Linked DNA regions of Homo sapiens: region 1 is linked to region 2. The links are chromatin contacts, found by Hi-C or POLR2A ChIA-PET in ENCODE. All regions are on one chromosome and are shown on one strand. The core of a region is the stretch at or near the end of the contact, and the rest is flanking DNA. Distances in the headings are between cores, read along the strand shown. Region 1 has its middle 120 kb from the start of SPATA31C2. Region 2 has its middle 58 kb from the start of SPATA31C2.

What was found. A loop is a pair of places that touch in the nucleus more often than their neighbours do. ChIA-PET counts read pairs that join two places held with the same protein, here RNA polymerase II (POLR2A). Pooled maps may share reads with other maps.
Region 1: a loop to region 2 is called in a map of aorta, with 2.7 times the contacts of the local background. The contact joins two enhancer-like sites. A Hi-C loop is called at or near these places in 1 of 168 maps with a recorded cell type or tissue (aorta) and 7 of 50 pooled maps. POLR2A ChIA-PET finds 5 or more read pairs at or near these places in 3 of 52 experiments (PC-3, PC-9 and WTC11).

Annotation. Positions count from the first base shown.
Region 1 is chr9:88,256,003-88,263,060 of GRCh38, reverse strand. No RefSeq gene overlaps it. Among named protein-coding and RNA genes, the nearest start is that of SPATA31C2, 120 kb to the right of the region's middle. Within about 2 kb of position 4,285, at least 7 of the 41 ENCODE cell types and tissues checked have a DNase peak (open chromatin) inside an H3K27ac peak, as active enhancers do.
Region 2 is chr9:88,193,317-88,200,198 of GRCh38, reverse strand. It overlaps the pseudogene LOC100129340. Among named protein-coding and RNA genes, the nearest start is that of SPATA31C2, 58 kb to the right of the region's middle. Within about 2 kb of position 2,589, at least 8 of the 41 ENCODE cell types and tissues checked have a DNase peak (open chromatin) inside an H3K27ac peak, as active enhancers do.

The DNA of each region.
Region 1 (7,058 bases), core at 3,036-5,535, 61 kb before region 2:
ATAGCATAAGATGCTGTCTCAAAAAAGAGAGAGAGAGAGAGAGAGAGAGAGAGAGAAATACTGTTCCACACTGTTTCAGTTAGCTCATTTTGTAAATGAAACCAATCCAATTGTCCCATAGACAGTCTTTGGATAAACATAGAAACCGACCCTGGTCTTAAAGCTTGAAACTTACTTTGTTTTATCTGAGTTCCTTCCTCAGGAAAAGACCCCCAGGCCTCTCTAAAAGTATCAAAGAACTGAAACTCACCAGATCGCCACATCCAGACAATGAGACTGTCTTATTTATCATGATTATTTCCTTACCCCTCCCAAGTTCCTGTTTTCTCAGACATTGTTACCTTTTCCCCTGCTATATAAACCCCTAATATGAGTTGGTCAGGGAGATGGATCTGAGACTGAACTCCCATTGCCTTGGCAGCAGCACCTGGTTCAAGCTTTTTTCTTGGTAATACTCATCATCTCAGTCATTGGCTTTCTGTGCTGAGAGCAGCAGGACCTAGGCTGAACCTCTGATGTTTTGGTAACATAAAGAATAATATTCTTTTTCTTTTTGAGACATAACATAAAGAATAATATTCTTTTTCTTTTTGAGACAGAGTTTCGCTCTTGTCCCCTAGGCTGGAGTGCAATGGCACGATATCGGCTCATCACAACCTCCACCTACCAGGTTCAAGCGATTCTCCTGCCTCAGCCTCCCAAGTAGCTGAGATTACAGGCACCTGCCACCATGCCCTGCTAATTTTTGTATTTTTAGTAGAGACGGGGTTTCTCCATGTTGGCCAGGCTTGTGTTGACCTCCTTACCTCAAGTGATCTGCCTGCCTCGGCCTCCCAAAGTGCCAGGATTACAGGCATGAGCCACCACGCCCAGCCCAAGAATAATACTCTGTGTTGATGTGGTAAACTTGATAAAAACACGTTGTTGTTGGCAACTTTGCAAAACCACTCTGCAAAGCAATTTGACAATATGTATTCTTCGTAATACAACATATGGGTATAACAATAGCATATAATAATCACAAATGCACTCTAAGATCAACAATTTTATATTTATTATTTCACTTAATTTTTACAATAATGCTGTGAGGTGAGTACCCTTACGTGTCCTGTATTACAGATTAAGCTCAGAGACATTAGTTATGAGCCCTAGGCCACACAGCTAAGGGAGGTGCAGCTGGGATTTAAAGGCTCAAAGAATTTGGAGACTGTTACCCTTTAACTCTTACTGACTTAGATCTATCTGTATTCCAAACCACTAAATAGCAAATCAAACAAACAAGTAATTTGATCATTCAGCTTTGTAAAAGAACCACACAATGTTATTGGTATATGAGAGAAATAAAATATAAAGTGATGGAGGCCGGGCACGGTGGCTCACGCCTGTAATCCCAGCACTTTGGGAGGCTGAGGCGGGCAGATCACGAGGTCAGGAGATCGAGACCATCCTGGCTAACACAGTGAAACCCGATCTCTACTAGAAATACAAAAAATTAGCTGGGCATGGTGGTGGACACCTGCAGTCCCAGTTACTCGGGAGGCTGAGGAAGGAGAGTGGCGTGAACCCGGGAGGCGGAGGTTGTAGTGAGCCAAGATCGTGCCACTGCACTCCAGCCTGAGCGACAGAGCAAGACAGTCTCAAAAAACAAAACCAATAAATAAATAAATAAATAAAAAGCCAAAACCATAAAGTGATGGAAAATAAAGGATTTCCTAGGGGTAATTTAAAACAATTCAATTCCACTTAGAAATGTAAATGGGAGGAAGGTTAACACTATAGAATAAATAAAGGATACATTTTATAAAAAGCGCAGTTGCAGAAGTACTGCATGTTGTTGGTAACACTGCTGCATGTCCCTCAGCACTCACTCTCACTTTCTGGGGAGAATTTAAATTACCTTGTGCGATGGCTGAATTGCGTGCCCCTAAAAATTCCTATGTTGAGGCCCTAATCCCCAGGACCTCAGTGGATGTATGTGGAGACAGGGTTTTTACAGAGGTAATCAACTTACAGTGAGATCATACTGGTGGGTCCTAACTAACATGACAGGTGTCCTACAAGAAGAGGAGATGAGGACACAGACAGAGGGACAGCCACGTGCGGACACAGGGAGAAGACACCGCCTGCAAGCCAAGGGGAGAGGTCTCAGGAAAAATATCCTTGCCGACACCTGGCTCTCAGACCTGCAGCCTCCAGAACTGTGAGAAAGTAAATGTCTGTTGTTTCAGCCACCCAGCCTGTGGGCCCACGTTGCAGCTGCTCTAGACACCAATGCCCTTTGCATCCATGTGTGCTGGTGAGGCACCGTGCCACCTGGGGCCATTCCCTCGTCCTCTCTGCAGCCCTCGCCCCAAACTCTCTCTGCCTAACGGGTCTGGCCAGCATGTGAGACGGAGCATTTTCCCTCAGTGTTCTGCACTGTTGCATGAATTCTAAAGCACCAGCATTTGGGAGAAAGCAAGGGGGAGTGACAGCTATGGTGCCCATCATTTAGTTGACAATAATAAGGTGCAAGCCAGAGCAAACGTGTGCTCCTCAGCACGGGGACTTGCACCCGTGCTGCAGCCTGCCTTGATTTCCTGGAGTCTGGCATATTTCACTCTGTGAGCAGGAAACCGGCTAACCAATCGGCTGCAGCGCTCTCTACATTAGTATCATGCTACCTGGAAATACATAAGCCTGCCTCGTCATCAATAAGACAATTCAAGATGTCGTCAAAAGAGGGGCCTGTTTTCTTTTTACCGATAAATGTTATTCATTGTCAGCTCATGGGTACTGAGGGGGCTTCGTGCTTCACAGCCCAATCCCTCTGAGTAGACTGCATTTTTTTGTTTTGATAAAATTAGGAAAGTAATCAGCAGAGCTCCTGACTTTGTCCCTCTTTTTTTTTGAGCTGTGTTGTTTGAGAAAGTGCTTGAGCACTGAGGTTGTTGGCAACTGTGGAAGCATTTTGGAAACAAATAATAAAAAAAACATAATAAACACTTTTGTTTACATGTCCTAGCTTTATGGAATCTGAAGAAGACAAAGGACCCACTCACATGTTGGGCACTTGCTTTAAAACCTTACTCTTGGCTGGGCGCGGTGGCTCATGCCTGTAATCCCAGCACTTTGGAAGGTCGAGGCAGGCGGATCACTAGGTCAGGAGATCAAGACCATCCTGGCTAACACAGTGAAAACCCGTCTCTACTAAAAATACAAAAAATTAGCCGGGCGTGGTGGTGGGCGCCTGTAGTCCCAGCTACTCGGGAGGCTGAGGCAGGAGAATGGCGTGAACCCAGGAGGCGGAGCTTGCAGTGAGCCGAGATCGCACCACTGCACTCCAGCCTGGGCAACAGAGCAAGACTCTGTCTCAAAAACAAAACAAAACAAACAAACAAACAAAACCTTACTCTTTAGTAGTCGGCTTCATGGGCTGACAGCTGCACTGTTTCTCAGGGCCCAGCCCTCAGAAGGCCCATGCTTGGCTTAATACTCTGCTATCACCATCTTGAAATTCTTAATAATTTTGAACAAGGGGCCCCCACATTTTCATTTTGCACTCAGTCACGAATTATGTAGCTAGTCCTGCTCTTTAACCAGGAGCCAGAGATACGGTCTCCAAAAGGAACATACCTATTTACTAAGTGAAAGAAGCTAATTTGGAAAGGCTATATGGTTCCAACCCTCTAACATTCTGGAAAAGGCAAAACTATGGAGACAGTAAAAAAAAAGATTAGAGATGAATCAGTCAAGCATAGAGGATTTTTAAGACAGTGAAGCTAGTCTGTGGGATACCGCAGTGGTGGACACATCATTATACATTTGTCCAAGCCCACAGAATGTACAATGCCAAGAGTGAACCCCGGTGTCAACCACGGATTTGGGTGATGATGTGTCAGTGTAGGTTCATCAATGGTAACAGATGGACCACTCTGTGGGGGATGTTGACAATGGGAGAGGCTGTGTGTCTATAGGGCAGGGGAGATATGGGAATGCTCTGTATTTTCTGCTCCTTTTTGCTGTGAACCTGAAACTGCTCTAAAAAAATAAAGTTTACTATAAACAAAAAGAACAATGCACCAATGAGGATCTGGGAATGACAACGTGAGGGTTGTTGTGCAAATGGTCAAATCCGACACCTACAGGGTGAGAACCGGGAGAAGGAGGGCAGAGATCCAGCATCAGGACACGCCTGACCCCAGTTCTGCAGGCTGTGGGGATAATAGAGCTGTCTGCTTTGACGGGGCCAGACCTTGCAGTCCAGTAACCATGCAGGCTGTCCCGACGCCCGTGTCTGCCAAATCTCACTTTTTCCCGGCAACAGGCCAGGTCATACCAGCCGAGAGACTTTTCCGGGAGGCTGAAGGCACACCTTCCTTGTGAAGAATGCTGAGCAGTTGTAGAGTTTGTTTCTTTTAAACACGAAATTGCTGAGGATAAACATGAAATGTTTTATTTATTTAAAAAAATGTTTTTCCTTGTTGCGGTTCCTATTTTTCCTTGTTGTGGTTCCTATTACCCAAAGGATTGGGTTTGCTTTTTTTTTTTTTTTTTTTTGCTGGCATTTCAGGGAACTCTCATTTACAAGCAAAACTCATGCTTTAAGTTTTAGAACAAATCCAGACAGACTGCCATTGGGGTTTACCGGTCTTTAAAAACCAGTGATTTATTTAATGTTGTTGATGAAAACCTAGCTTCCAAAATGTTTTCTTGTGAGATGATTGCTTGGTCTTAGTTTCTAGAAGGCTGAGTTTCTCCACCACTCAATCATGTGCAATGACCTCACCCTTTCATCTGCCCAGGAAGGGAAACCGACTCCAGTGTCCATAGAGACAAGCAAGGGAGTCTGGCTCTCATTTCCTGACTTGCAGAGAATCCGGCTGGCTGCCCCTGGTTTCAGTGGGACTGCTCAAAGCTGAGAGCTCAATTTCAGCAGGAAATGCAGAATCAGCATTAAGAAAGCCAATGTTTCCCAAATTCCAATCAGACAGTGAGTTTCAAATGCTGTATAGTCATGCAGTAGTTTTTGAATAGAAAGCAAGCAAGCATTAAGACAGCAGAAAAGACTATTTTCCAATCTATGAGGTTTGTGTTGCCAAAGGGAGAGAGAGTGCAAGGTTATTCTGGTAACTTAGGAAGTATAAGTGACTGAAGATAACCATTTGTGCATGCTGAGGGGCTTGGTCTGTACAATCCAGCAGGCAAGCATGCTTTCATTGTGTTATCCAGACACTTGAGGCTAAAAAACATGTAGGCCAGGCGCAGTGGCTCACGCCTGTAATCCCAGCACTTTGGGAGGCCGAGGCAGGTGGATCACCTGAGGTCAGGAGTTTGAGACCAGACTGGCCAACATGGTGAAACCCTGTCTCTAACAAAAATACAAAAATTAGCTGGGTGTGGTGGTGGGCGCCTGTAATCCTAGTTACTTGGGAGGCTGAGGCAGGAGAATCGCTGAACCCGGGAGGCAGGAGAATTGCTGAACCCGGGAGGCAGAGGTTGCAGTGAGCTGAGATGGCGCCACTGCACTCCAGCCTGGGCGACAAGAGCAAGATTCTGTCTCAAAACAAAACAAACAAACAAACAAAATCCAACCTTGACTTCTCAGTACCTTGCGTTGTAATCCTGCACAGACTGAGGAGAGATCACGAGCACACAGAAACATTTGGGGTTCTAGGGCATTGAGGCCTGCAAAACAGCTGCCTTGTCTGATGCTCAGGGAGGTTGGGCCGTGCCCTTGGCCATCCACATTCCTTCCTTTACCAGGCTGACATCCCACTGGCAACACCTGGACTGCAGGCTGGTGCGCACCACCTCTGCCCCCTCCACACTTCTCTCTTTGGGTCCCTGTCCCGCTCCAGCACTTACTGCCTCTCCTGGTGGAGCACTTTTTCCTGGACAGTGTCCTGAGGACATCTGGAGAAAGCCCCTGCCCTTCTGAGATCACTTTCTACACCTGCACAATGAGAAAGTGGCACCTGAAGCTACCTACCTGTTCTAAGACATTAACAGGTTTTGAAACCATCAGGTTAGATCCATGGCAATTTCTGGGGAACCCATAGGCACCCCACGAACTCTGCCTTGTTGGAGGAGCTAAGTGAAGAGTTCTGGTTACAGCTGAATGTCCAGGTCAACTCCAGAGGCCCCCCACAGACAGTGGGCTTTCCTCCTGTGTTTGTTTTCTCAGGTTTGCAGCCCACACTGCTCTGAGCAAATATAAACCTGCTATTTGTCCAATGCTTTAAATCCCAACAACATTCCCAGATTAAACATCATACATACTCAAGTGACGGTGATTTGAGATTGGCCAAGCTGGCAGAATCTAGTTTAACAGTGGAGGGCGTTGGGGTGCAATGGAGAGAATTCAGACTTGGAGTCAAGGGAAAGTCAGCTGTAATGTGAACAATCTTCTTGGCCTTCTGCAGGTGTTACTTCCTTTGTGCCGTATTTTCCTTTCCAGCCAAATAGGAACTCCTTTATAGGGTTGTTAGGAGGCTCAATAGTCACGTCTTTTTTTTTTTTTTGAGTTACAGCCTCACTCTGTCATCCAGGCTGGAGTGCAGTGGCACGATCTCAGCTCACTGCAACCTCTGCCTCTTGGATTCAAGCGATTCCCCTGCCGCAGTCTCCTGAGTAGCTTGGATTACAGGCTCCCGCCACCATGCCTGAGGCTGTTTCTCTGCTCAGGTCCCAGTGGCTGGTCTAGTTCCTCCACATACTTATGGTAACTTGGTCCTTTCCCTTACACTATTTTTGCGTGTTTCCTTTACAACTAAGAGTTCTACTCATGCGATATTTTAGTAAGGCAAAATATCTGGTCAATTGAACACACCCAATCCTGTAGTGAGACAAGTGCATCAGGGTGGAAAGATCTAGCTTTCAAGTTTGTCCAATGTATGGCATTTCACATTTTTATTTTCTTTTATTTTGAGACAGGGTATTGCTGCCACCCAGGCTGGAGTGCAGTGGCATGATCTCGGCTCACTGCAACCTCTGCCTCCTAGGCTTAAGCAATCTTCCCACCTCAGCCTCCTGAGTAACTGGGACCACAGGCACGTGCCACTCCACACCCAGCTAAT
Region 2 (6,882 bases), core at 1,340-3,839:
AAAATCGGAGTCAAAGGAGTTTCTTCTTAGAGCTCCCAATCACCTCTTTCTTTTCTTTCTTTCTTTCTTTTTTTTTTTTTTTTTTTTTTGAGACAGAGCCTCACTCTGTTGCCCAGGCTGGAGTGCAGTGGATCAATCTCTGTTCACTGTAACCTCCACCTCCCCGGTTCAAGTGATTCTCCTGCCTCAGCCTCCCGAGTAGCTGGGATTACAGGCACGTGCCATCATGCCCAGCTAATGTTTGTATTTTTAGTAGAGATGGGGTTTCACCATGTTGGCCAGCCTGGTCTGTCTTGAACTCCTGACCTCAAGTTATCCACCCACCTTGGCCCCGTGAGCCACCACTCCAGGCCAGAGATCTGATTTTTTAAAAATACTCATCTGTTCCCTTGCCATAATGGCATTTAAAAATTTTGAATGTTCTTGTTCCACAAATGTCATTCTCTACGTTATCAATTTGAGGATTCAATATTTTTATCAGGTCACTTTAGAATTCCTACCGTAAGGTTTTGCATGGGGTGTGTGTATGAGTGTGCAATTGTGATCAATGTGAATTACACACCTACAATTGTACGGTCTGTATGCAGCAGACCTGGGTTTACTATTGTCACAATACTAGACATTCTTGTATGTTTTTTGCAGTTCTTACATGTGAGTTTATCTTCTGTGGAAATTTTACCTTGTGGACTCCCTCAGCTGTGGTTGCCTCCCTGAGAAGTAATTTCACATTGACCCATAGGGTACATAGATTCCAACCAGATCACAGGTTAATGACGGGTTCAGGGCTCCTGTGGATGAAGCTGATGCAACCATGTTCATGTGAATGCACCTATTTCCACCCGTGACTGGTGCAGAGGCATTTCAACTCCTAATGAGCCAGCCCTGCACCCAGTTTGGGTCCTGAATACAAGACTCTCCCAGGCTCAACTCTTGTCCCTGTGTGATATTGGGCCCTACCCTTTCTCCTGTTTCAATCTCCAAAGGGGAATTTTTTTAAAGGTGTAGAAAAATAGGGGAAAAATGAACTCATAGATCTCAATCTTGGGTTTGCTAAGAATATTTTCCTAAAAATATGTATATCCTTTTTTAAAAATATTTATACGTTACTAAAGCAAAAAGAAAGTGTTACTTTCCCAGACATGCTAACTTCCCAGCAAATAAAGCTTTGGCAGATTGGCAAGTTTTGCAAATAAACAGGGACCATTCATCATGAAAGATGACAAGCATAGACACTCAAGATACCAGTTTCTAAAACAATGTCTAAACAACGCTTGAGTAAATTACTAACTTTAAAAATATATTTAATTTAAAAATTTCACAATTCGCATGAAGATGGCTTCTTCTTATTAAGAAACGTTAAAATCTTTGTTTTAATTTCTATTGTGAAATTAAATAATTCAAACTTCAAGTTGTTGGAACTTTAAGTTATTCTGAGCCTTGAGACAAATGTGGCTATGCAGCCTGAGTCACGTGCAGCGGCAACTTCCGCCTTTTTTTCCCCCTGTGAATAATTAAGAAGACCAAACAGCACGAGAGAGAAGACCTCCTCAGATCACCATCCCTCCTCATTGAGTAATAAAGTAATCTTCCTTGGCACGTAGCAATCTGTGACCAATCAAATTGCTTTAATGTATGCACTGGTCTCCTATAGAAAATGTTGTAATCCTCTGAAAATGTCTTTGTCTCTGTCTGTAAAAGTGAAACCTTAACTTCTCCACTTGGGAATGCTGACCATATTCATTTGGAGCTGACGCTTCATGAGTGGCTATCCTCAAGCTTTGCACTCGAATAAACTCTATCCTTAGTCATATTTTCTGAATCTCATTATTTAAGGTTGACACTATTTATGAGAAAAAGATGAAACAGAAACAACCGCAGCCAAGGTGAACTGGTCAAAACTGGCTAAGGTCGTAAAATAAAATAGAACTTTTACAACATACAGATGTGAATTAATAAAGTTTAGGCATCTCAGCTGAGAATAGAAGATTTGTATCTGAAGTCTCACAAATCTGGGTTTCATCAACTGCTTCAACTCAGTAAACATTGCCAGGGATTGCTCTAGGCACAATGCTGTGCTTGACAATGGGCATGCAAAGGCGACTAACATGTGCCCTTTGCCTCCCAAACAGCTACTTTTTAACTGATCAACCTCAAAAGTGCTAAACCTGGGATCACCAGACATTCTGCAGTGCAACTGGAACTTTCATGCTAAAAAAATTCAAACCTGCGTCTAAACAAGCCTCTAAATGTAAACATCAGCTTACAGGAAATACAAGAAGCAAAAGAATGTGTTAGTTACACCATAAGAATGCAATTCATCAAGATCCAGACTGTGGAAAATTGAGCAGACCAAACATATGGCCTGAAAGCCAGAAAGAAGAAGGGGAAGTATCACATATTGAAAGAGCTTAAGAGATTTATCAAATGCACGATGTAGACTTTGCATAGAGCCTATTTGAACACACCAACTGCATAAAGTTATTTTTGAGAAAATTTTAAAACAAACTGGGTATTAGATGAAATCAAGAAATATTAATTTGGGAAAGTATGATAATGTGCTGTGATTAGGTTTTTTTTAAGTGCTTATTTTTAGACAGACGTGATACATTTAAGACTGAAAACCTGGAATTTGCCTTAAAATGATCCAGAGAAACATTGAGTGGTGAGGAGAGGAAGGGGTGGAGAGTAGATAAAACAAGATTGGCAAAATGTTTATACTTGAAACTGGGTAATAAATACGTGAAGATTCATTTTATACTTCCTTTATTTTTGTGTATGTTTGAAAATATTTATAACAAAATGTTTGTAGAAGTAACACACAATTGAGTTTGACTCAGCAAAGGAAGGAAAGAAGAAAGGAAGGAAGGAAGGGAGGAAGAGAGGTAGGGAGGGAGGGAGGGAGGAAGGAAGGAAGGAAGGAAGGAAAAAAAAGAAGAGGGGGAGAGAATGTGCCTGTGTGTAGCAGCAGGAAAGCTGCAGTGAGCTTATGAAGATTTGTGGTGACGGCTGGCTGCCTTCCATGAGTGTCTCAGTCTTGGGAAATATCTTAATTCTGCCCGATGTGAGAAGTAATGGAAGGGTAGCAGTATTATAGACATATAATCTTTTTCTCTTCTGCCCACTTTACTTAATCTTCTCATCGATAATTTGGGACTATCTCTCTGCCTTTGGTTGTTTCAAAGTATTTCACTCCAAAATACAGGTCCCTGGTATAATGAGTATTTTAAATTAAAAACCCTTAGAGATCAATAAGCACTGGTTTTCTCCTATCTATACATACAGGTAGGACAGACTCACCAAGGAGAACAATTATTCTTGCTGTCTTCCCTGTTATCTCCTTATCCATTACAGAAAAGAAGATAATAACTTGCTCCAGGGATCATTTAAATTCCAAAGAGAACTATTTACAAGTTAATTTCTGTTTCCCATACAGTCATTCATTCTAGTAATCATTTATTGCCCCTCAATGGAATTCTTCTCTCCACTCCCATAACCTGTTTTACCAGGATCCAAGCTCCCATTCTTTCTGTAACTGACATCAGTGGGCTGCGGGAAGTCCCCAGTTGCTAGTGGGACCTCCACCCCAGTGAGAATAAATTCAAGGCTGAGTCAGAAAATAGTCCAAGTACGGAAATGTATTGCAAAGTGAAAAGTACACACTCAAGAAAGGGGAGTGCAGGTGTACTCAAGAGACAGTCACATGCAAAGGGGTTTGGAGGGGCTGCCTTTGTGGGTTTCTTTAACTAAGGGATGGAATATTCATGAAGATTCCTGGAAAAAGGTGGAGATGTTCTGGAACTCTAGTGCTACTCATTTTCACACCAAATATGGATGTTCCTGGAACTGTCATGGTGCTGGTGGGTGTGTGATTTGTATGCTAATGAGCGTATAATGAGGTTCTAGGTGAAACCTAGGTCAAATCCAGTGCCACATTGAGTCCGGTTAGTCTCACCCAGCTTAGTCCGCACCCTGGCTTTTAGGGTCTTATCAGCCCATAGTTTCTGCAGCTATTTCTACAGTTTCCTTTTGCTAGCCATGTGAAACCACTGCCTGGAATTTTCTATTCTCCTGCAACCACCCTTGTTATTCCTGTCTCCTAACCTCAGAATGGTATATAAGCTTCTGTACCTCACTGGGAAGTTGGGTCTTCATTCAGAAGGCCCCCGATGTATACATGTTAAATGAATTTGTATGGCTTTTCTCCTATTAATCTGCCTTTTGCAAGTTGATTTTTCAGTGAAACTTCAGAGAGGGTCAAAGGGAAAGCCCTGCCTTGGCCCCCACATGTTATTGAGGTATGTTTCTCATGGATAAAAGCAATCTTTAAGTGATTCTTGGAATTTATTACTACCTTACTGGTAACTCCCTTTGCTTCTATAAGAAACAAAGGCAGAAAGTTGTAGTAAATTCCAGGGCTCTCCATAGAATTATTAACCCGTTATAAAAGTAATAAAGTTGCTGAGAAATTGCCTGCTTGTTTTTTAGGTGTCCTTTGGCTTATTTTGTTTATATACATTACCTAACACCCTAAAACTTCAGGGCCAGGATGTGGGCTATCATGGGTTCCAGTGAGGATCGTGAAGGAAACCAAAATATTTCGCTCCAAAGTATCCTTCTTTGACGTATTTTGAGATGGCTGTTCAGAGGGCTTGCAAACAGAAGTAGCCCTGAAAAACTGTCTTTCCTGGGAAACTTTGCATCTGTGCAGAATCTGCACGGTGCAGCCAGGCCTCCTCTGAGGCCCTCTCTTATCCAGATCTAAAAAAGATTAACTGAGAATCCAACATCTTTAAAGGTCTGAAGGAAACTCTTACCATGTATTCTCTCCGAGAGCTGCAACCTGTGAGGTTTCATCATCTACATAACAGGACTCCCCTTTGTGAGACAGGCCTCTTCTCTCCCTCCATAATCTCTTACTGCCATAATTTACGTTGGCCGTGCTCTGAGCCTCCATTCTTTCTGTAACCACAAGATGGTAGAAAAGTGTCAACCATCTGGCGATTTCTTTCAGTTTTTATTTTTATTTTATTTTTTTTGAGATGGAGTTTTGCTCTTGTTGCCCAGGCTGGAGTGCAATAGCGAGATCTTGGCTCACTGCAACCTCCGCCTCCTGGGTTCAAGCAATTCTCCTGCCTCAGCCTCCTGAGTAGCTGGGATTACAGGCACACACCACCACACCCAGCTAATTTTTGTGTTTTCAGTAGAGACGGCATTTCACCATGTTGGCTAGTCTGGTCCGGAACTCCTGACCTCAGGTGATCCACCTGCCTTGGCCTCTGAAAGTGCTGGGATTACAAGAGTAAGCCGCCATGCCTGGCCTGAGTTTTTATATTTTGTATGACTCCGAAGCTCATATGCACGTTTCTAAAATTTGTAATCCTTTTTTTTTTTTTTTTTTTTTTTTTTTTTTGAGACAGAATCTCACTGTGTCACCCAGGCTGGAGTGCAGTGGCAAGATCTCGGCTTACTGGAACTTCCGCCTCCTGGGTTCAAGCGATTCTCCCACCTCAGCCTCCGGAGTAGCTGGGGTTACAGGTGTGCACCGCCAGGCCCAGCTAATTTTTGTATTTTTAGTAGAGACAGGGTTTCACCATGTTGGCCAGGGTGGTCTTGAACTCCTGACCTCAAGTGATCCGCCGCCTTGGCCTCCCAAAGTATTGGGATTATAGGCGTGAGCCACCACACCCGGCCAGTAAGCCTTTTTTCTTTTCTGTTAACCTATTTGTTTTATAAACTAAAATGATCAAACCTTCTGGGAAAACATCTAAACTTCCCTACAATCGTTACCATGAAATCCTTTCCATTCTAGATCAATCTACCCACATAAAGACTGGAGAAACTGATGAAAATGTGAGTTATTCCTGCCTACTCTCAATTTGGGAGGAGAATACTCTGGTTTCCTTTCCCTGGAGATATATGATATTTGGGGGAAATGGAAGATGGGGGCTGAGAATATACAAATATGGATACTAGACAACCTGGAGTGTCTAAACATTTTTTTTTCTATGTAATATACTGCCTTTGGATTCTATAAACTCTAGAAATATCTGAGGAATCACAGGATTATTTTGAGAAACTTTTATTCCCGTAAGTGGCCCAAGTATCGCTCTTGTTCTAAATTTTAGTTGGAAAAATACGGTCACTGAAAGCATAGACTAACCTAAGCAGACTCTCTGCTAGTTTATTTTTAACTAAAGCTGTATGCCAGGCACTGTTTTGAGAACTTTACCCTCGGAAGCATGCATGATTATTTTTAGCGCTCTTCTACAGAGGAGAGCACCCAAATGCACACAGGCATCAAGATGCAGCCAGGACTCACACCCAGACAACCTCATCCTCAGAGTTCTGCACCTCCCCACTGCCCTACGCATGGCTGTCTTTTGTTGAGCTTTAAATTTTGTATCTGATGTTTTTTAACACCAGATTTTCTATTGATTTTTCCCAAGTAATAATGAACAAAACACTCATATTGAACTTACTAATCCCTAGAACTATGCAATGGTTAAGAACCAAAAAACCTTTTCTCTGTGCCAAAACTGGAATAATTAACCAGAAACTTTGGTACATATGATATTGGAAATCACCCAACTTCGTACTTCCCCGCTTTGCTTTTTTTTTTTTTTTTTTTTTTTTTTGAGACAGAGTCTCACGCTGTGGCTTAGGCAGTGGTGTGACATCAGGTCACTGCAACCTCCACCTCCCGCGTTCAAGCAATTCTCGTACCTCAGCCTCCCGAGTAGCTGGGATTACAGGCATTTGCCATCAGGCCCAGCTAATTTTTGTATTGTTAGTAGAGACGGTGTTTCACCATGTTGGCCAGTCTGGTCTCGAACTCCTGACCTCAGGAGATCCACCTGCCTTGGCCTCCCAAAGTGCTGGGAT